Regions from separate parts of the Mus musculus genome. Here region 1 is linked to region 2. The links are chromatin contacts, found by Hi-C in ENCODE. All regions are on one chromosome and are shown on one strand. Each heading gives the region's core, a stretch centred on a gene start or an enhancer-like site at or near the end of the contact. The rest is flanking DNA. Distances are from core to core; before and after follow the strand shown. Region 1 holds the start of Birc6 (baculoviral IAP repeat-containing 6). Region 2 holds the start of 2700054A10Rik (RIKEN cDNA 2700054A10 gene).

Region 1 (2,700 bases), core at 8-2,507, about 61 Mb before region 2:
ACCTAATTACAAGGGGCCTAGGCTTCTTGACACTGGAAGGAGGGAGCACTCAGAGCTAGAGGACCGATACTAACCTTTTTTTTTTCTTTTTTTTTTTTTTTTTTTTTTTTGCACTCTGCGAGTCCCATAGTCCAGCAAGCACAGTTCAGGCAGCTGGCCTTCCCTCTCCTACTGACCTCCCCATCCCAGTGCCCACTCCAGCCCGCCCCCTGTGCGAAAGCGCAACCCTCGGAGGTCCCCGCACCTACAGGACCAGACGACAACCGGCGGGCCGCTACTCGCCGGGAAAAGAGGGCAAGACAGCCGGCTTGGACGCTTCCCGCCCCTTGCCTCCGGCCACCCATCTCTCCCGCCACCGCCAAGACTGCCAGCCCTTCCCTCTGGTCCAGCCCGGAGCTAGCCCAAAATCTCGTCCAAGAGGCCAGCGAGGGCCCGGTCCTCACCAGCACCGACCTCCAAGGCCTCCACATCTCTCCCACAGGACCAGGCCGGTTCAGATGCAAAAGGCCCGAAAAGCAACTCGCAGCGCACCCCGCCAAACCGAGTTCCCGTCCCCAAAAGCTGCTGCTTTCCGAGTCCGAAGGTCCTCGGCCGTAGCTTCCGGGCCTCTCCGACCCTCCCGCTCCACGCTGTCCCTCCGAGGCCGATCCCGATCCCGGAGGCTGGGAGGCTTCCTCCACCAGCATCCCCACAACCCGTCTCCGCCCGCGGCCGGCCCAGCCCAGCCCCCGCCCGGCGTGCCGCGCTCACCGCTGAGCGCCGAGGCCTGAAGGGTGGCCCCGGACGTGCCGTCGATGACTTTGATGGTCCCGCGGCTGGTGACGGCCAGGATGGCGTTAAGCGCCGGGTGGTAGGAGAGGCTGTGCAGCCCGTCGGCGTCGCAGCGCATGCAGCCATCCCGCAGCACCAGCCACTCGGAGACCCCGGCCGCCCCCGCCCCTGCCGCCGCCGCCGCGGAGGAGCAGCTCGGGCCCGAGGCCTCCGCAGCCGCAGCCGCCATCTTCCGGCCTGCGCTCAGCACAATCACACTGGGAAGCCGCTCAGTGACAGTCCCGGGAGGTGCAGCACCACAGCCAGTCACCATCCGGGGCCAGGGGGCAAAGCGGAGCGCGTTAGCCGGAAGTGAAGTCAAGCGCCTGCACGCACAGGGAACGTCGCCCGCCAGGCCGGCCAGGCCAAGCGAGCTCGCAGGCTGGCGGGGGAGGGGAGAGAGGGCCGCACCAAAGGAGGGGCCGGAGCCCAGGGGGTGGAGCATGCGCGGGAGTGCCGATCTAGCCAGAGCAGAGGGAAGCTAATAAGGAACTTCCGAAGGCACAGAAAAGGCGGGGCAGGGGCGGGACCTGGCCTAGTAAGCATGCGCAGAAGAGCTCCCAGGGCCCGGTAGGCGGGCCTCAGAAGAAGAAGGGGGCGGGGCTGAAACTTTTTTTTTTCAAGCGCGGAGCATGCGTGGTAGGACTAGGCGCGTGCCACGCGCTGCTGCTCCAGCCAGCCCTGCGTCCTCAACGTCCCAGTTTCTTCCTTCGAGCCCCGGGAGTGGTATCGGCGGGAGTTCCGCCCTGCGCGTGGCAGGGAGGGTGGTGCTGGGCCCTGTGCATTTCCGCTAGGCAAACCCGAGCCCGCGCGACTTGTCTGGTACGCCCAGAGGCCCCTTCGTGGCCAGGGCGGCTGATTCCCAGCGGTTCCCAGCACGGGGCAGAGGAGGAGGGCGTTGCGGGGTGGAGGCGAGATCCGGAAGTAGGCCTCTATCATTGCACACTCTGACAAGCCTCTTCATTGGAACTGAACCTGATTTTTTTTTTACGACGCCTGCCCTAGTTTCAGATTTTTTTTACACTTGATCTTAGAAGACTGAGAAGCGATAGTTCCAAATCTTTTAATAAACAGACATGCTCATTAATGAGGTGCTGGACACATTACAGGTCAGCCTAGTGTAGCTCATTGCAAAGGATTTACATGATTTTTGGTGGGGTGTTGTGGATTGCCCTGGGGCTAATTATATTTGATGTCAATTCTGTTCTCCTGTGAGGAGTTGTGAACAAGGAATGAGTCAGCACTTAGGTGATTTCTTGTAAACCTTCCCACCTTAATTTGTAAAATAAAGGAAAGCTGATGATTGGGCAGAGAAAGGGAAAGTGGAGTGGAAAGAAAGGAAGGAGGTTTGAGACAGAGAAGGCAGAGGAGGAGGAAGAAGAAAAGCAGAACAGAAGAACATGGCCTGGAGAAAACGCAAGTTCTAAGTGGTCTCATAGATGTGGAAGATGGTAGTGTAGTGGTTGTAGATCTGCCCAATCTAGGCGCACAGCATGTATTCATACTAATTGTGTCGTGTTTTCATTGCCAGAGCATAATTGGGTTGGAGAGATTTGCTGTAACAGTGGAGTATCCTCCTTCGTTAGATTTGAAAGAACATCTTTCTTAAACTTTATGTTGAAACAGTTACTTGTCAGTCAGTCACTTGTAGTTACAGTGTAGCGGTGCCTGGGTGTGGTCTCGCATACCTAGAATCCCAGTCTGAAACAGTAATGCTAAGAATTCTGGGCAAGCCTGCGCTATTTAACAAGATCCTTTCCAAAAAAAAAAAACTTGAGGCAATAAAAAATTGTTTGGTGCCTGGTGATGGTGGCCCACGCCTTTCATCCCAGCACTTGGAGGCTGTTGCTACCAGAAGCTAGAGGTTGAATTCAGCAGTTGGTTTGGAAC
Region 2 (2,779 bases), core at 240-2,739:
GCGCTCTCTCTCTCTCTCTCTCTCTCTCTCTCTCTTTCTCTTACACACATCCAAAGTGATCACATGACAGCTTAGGCGCCTGGCCATGCTCTGGGAAACCCAGGCAGAATGTCTCCACCCTTGATACTAAGGCCACACCTAACTCACCTCACCAGCCCAGTGAGGGTTCACTGGCCACAGGACAGAAGTGGCTCTGACACGGGGACTCTGTAAGCTAGCAGCCCTCCAGTGAGGTTGCTCTCAGGAGACAGGCACACTCTCTACTCTGTTCTCCTCAGAAGATTAATCTGTAACCTGTGAAACTACCTCAGGAGAAGAGGAAGAAATATTTTATTAGAGAATTTTTAAAAAAGTATTCAAGCCTACAAGCAAGAGAAGGGCCACCTAGCTGTCTCCTCTGCTGCTGCGGTCAGTCTGCTCAGCAACCTGCTGGGAGTCTGCAGCTTATTACCCCTGTCCTCTTTGGCTCCCCAGTCCTACTGTTAGGACTGCCCTGCAGTTTACAAACAGCATGAGAGCTGGGCTGCAAAGAGCCTTGTTTTCTAAAGCCATTCTAGGATCGACGCTCACCAGCGGGGGAGGAGTTGAGTGAATTCTGAGTCCACCAAAATGAGCCACTGAGTAACAAGTCATTGCAAAGAGGGCGAGGCCACAGCCTATGGGCAAGACACCTTGCAGGGGAAGGACCTCTCATTGGCATTAGGAGTATGTGAGGTCCCTAAGACAGAGATTACCGACAGGTTTGATAGCTAAGCAGAGTTAAGCCTCAGAGGCAGAGTGATGAATCTCTGATAGCCTTCACTGTAGCTGCAGCTGCTGGGGGAAGGGAGGAGATGGCAGAAACAACCATAACAAAAGTCTTTTGCTAAACATTTTAACCAGTTAAGTATATGCAGAGACAGACCACGGACGAGATTAAGATCTTTTAGCAATTTGACGGGTGGGGGGTTTCTCTCCCCATGTAGGGTTTGACAGATCTTCCCTGACTGGTCCTATTTTCACCCTCTTTGTGTTTTCCCAGTCAGCCAATCAGGTGCAGCATCCTTACTGTGACCCTACATTTAATTCCAAGACTTCAGAGGAATTAGCGGGTTCTTGGCACTCTGGCATGTACACACACACACACCACACACACACACACACACACACACACACACAAATAACAAATAAATGCATCGAACATTTGAACAGTAACTTTCCTTAAGGGAAATGCACAGAAGATTTGAGTTAAAAACTCTGAGCTATCAGAAGAGGCTTGGTCACATGTTCACGTTGCATCTATAGTAAAACAAAACAATTTGAAAGTTTCTTTGAAATCATGGTGATAAGAAGCAAAGGGCCTAGCAATGTAAAAGAATGTGGAGAAATAGAAACCAAGCCAATTTGAAATACATGTTTCTGTCAGGGGGCGGGGTAGTGTGATTTTTGTTTTATTAATTTTTAATCTTTTGGGGAAGAAAGTCACTTTAATGTCCTGTTTTCCTTTCTAGGTTTATTTAAGGTTCTCTGCTGTCCACTGAGTTTGTGAAGCCCCCTGACTGTGAAGCCTAAGGAGAGGACCTGCCTGCCTGTATGTATTCAAGGCAACCTGGTCATAAAAGAAGCTGAAAAGAAAAGCAAGCAGCTTTGAATTGAGCTAAGAAGCAAGTGTCGATGGGGATAGGGAGTGGATATACTTCCCGGCCCACTTCCATGCATGCATGCCCTGGTTTGCTCTCTGTTGCTATGGTGAAACATGACCAAAAGCAACTTCGACAGGAAAGGGTTTATTTGGCTTACATATGCTGGATCACAGTCTATTTAGGCAACCTGGAGGCAGGAGCTGATGCAGAGGCCATGGAGGGATGCTGCTTACTGGCCTACTCCCCATGGCTTGCTCAGCCGCTGTCATATACTAACCAGGATCACCTGCCCAGGGGTAGTCTCACCCACAATGAGCTAGACTGTCTCAGATCAATCATCAATCAAGAAAATGCCCCACAGACTTGCCTACAGGCCAATCTGAGAAAGGTGTTTTCTCTCTTGAGGTTTCTCTTTCCACAGAATTCTCAAGTGTGTCAAGTTGACCCAAGACTAACCAAGACACTTGTGATTGCACAAACAGTACATAATTATTCTGTGTGTTTTATCTATGTGCCATTGATAAGAGAAGAATATCAAAGACGTTCTAAATGAAGTGACAGACTGGAAGGTGGTGGATAGTGAGTTTATCTTAAGCGATAGCTTTAGTCTAAGCCAAAATAGAAAAACAAAGAGCCATTCCACATTCCTGGAGCCAATAGTCTAAGAAGGACAAACCTTCTTTACCTCAGAGCTACTCTTGTCCCATGTTTCCACAGCCTCTGTCCTGTCACCAGCCAGCAAGAACAGACAGCACAGCACAGCACAGCACATTACAGACAGCAGAGACAGCACAGCACAGCACAGACAGCACAGACAGCACAGACAGCACAGCACAGCACAGCACAGCACAGCACAGACAGCACAGAGAGCATAGCACAGACAGCACAGCACAGCACAGCACAGACAGCACAGCACAGCACAGACAGCACAGCACAGCACAGACAGCACAGCACAGACAGCACAGCACAGACAGCATAGCACAGACAGCACAGCACAGCACAGACAGCACAGCACAGCACAGACAGCACAGCACAGCACAGACAGCACAGCACAGCACAGCACAGACAGCACAGCACAGACAGCACAGCACAGCACAGACAGCACAGCACAGCACAGACAGCACAGCACAGCACAGCACAGACAGCACAGCACAGAC

The links. Hi-C counts contacts between places; a loop is a spot of excess contacts on that map.
Region 1: a loop to region 2 is called in a map of regulatory T cell, with 276 times the contacts of the local background. The contact joins the promoter of Birc6 here to the promoter of 2700054A10Rik in region 2. A Hi-C loop is called at or near these places in 4 of 37 maps with a recorded cell type or tissue (T-helper 1 cell, T-helper 17 cell, T-helper 2 cell and 1 more).

Annotation. Positions count from the first base shown.
Region 1 is chr17:74,526,852-74,529,551 of GRCm38, reverse strand. Birc6 (baculoviral IAP repeat-containing 6) reads right to left here and starts at 1,257. Exons shown (of 73, transcript NM_007566.3): 1 at 751-1,257. The coding sequence starts at 1,084. Gm31645 (a long non-coding RNA gene) reads left to right here and starts at 1,352. Exons shown (of 3, transcript XR_385765.4): 1 at 1,352-1,919.
Region 2 is chr17:13,552,804-13,555,582 of GRCm38, reverse strand. 2700054A10Rik (RIKEN cDNA 2700054A10 gene) reads left to right here and starts at 1,489. Exons shown (of 4, transcript NR_045437.1): 1 at 1,489-1,570.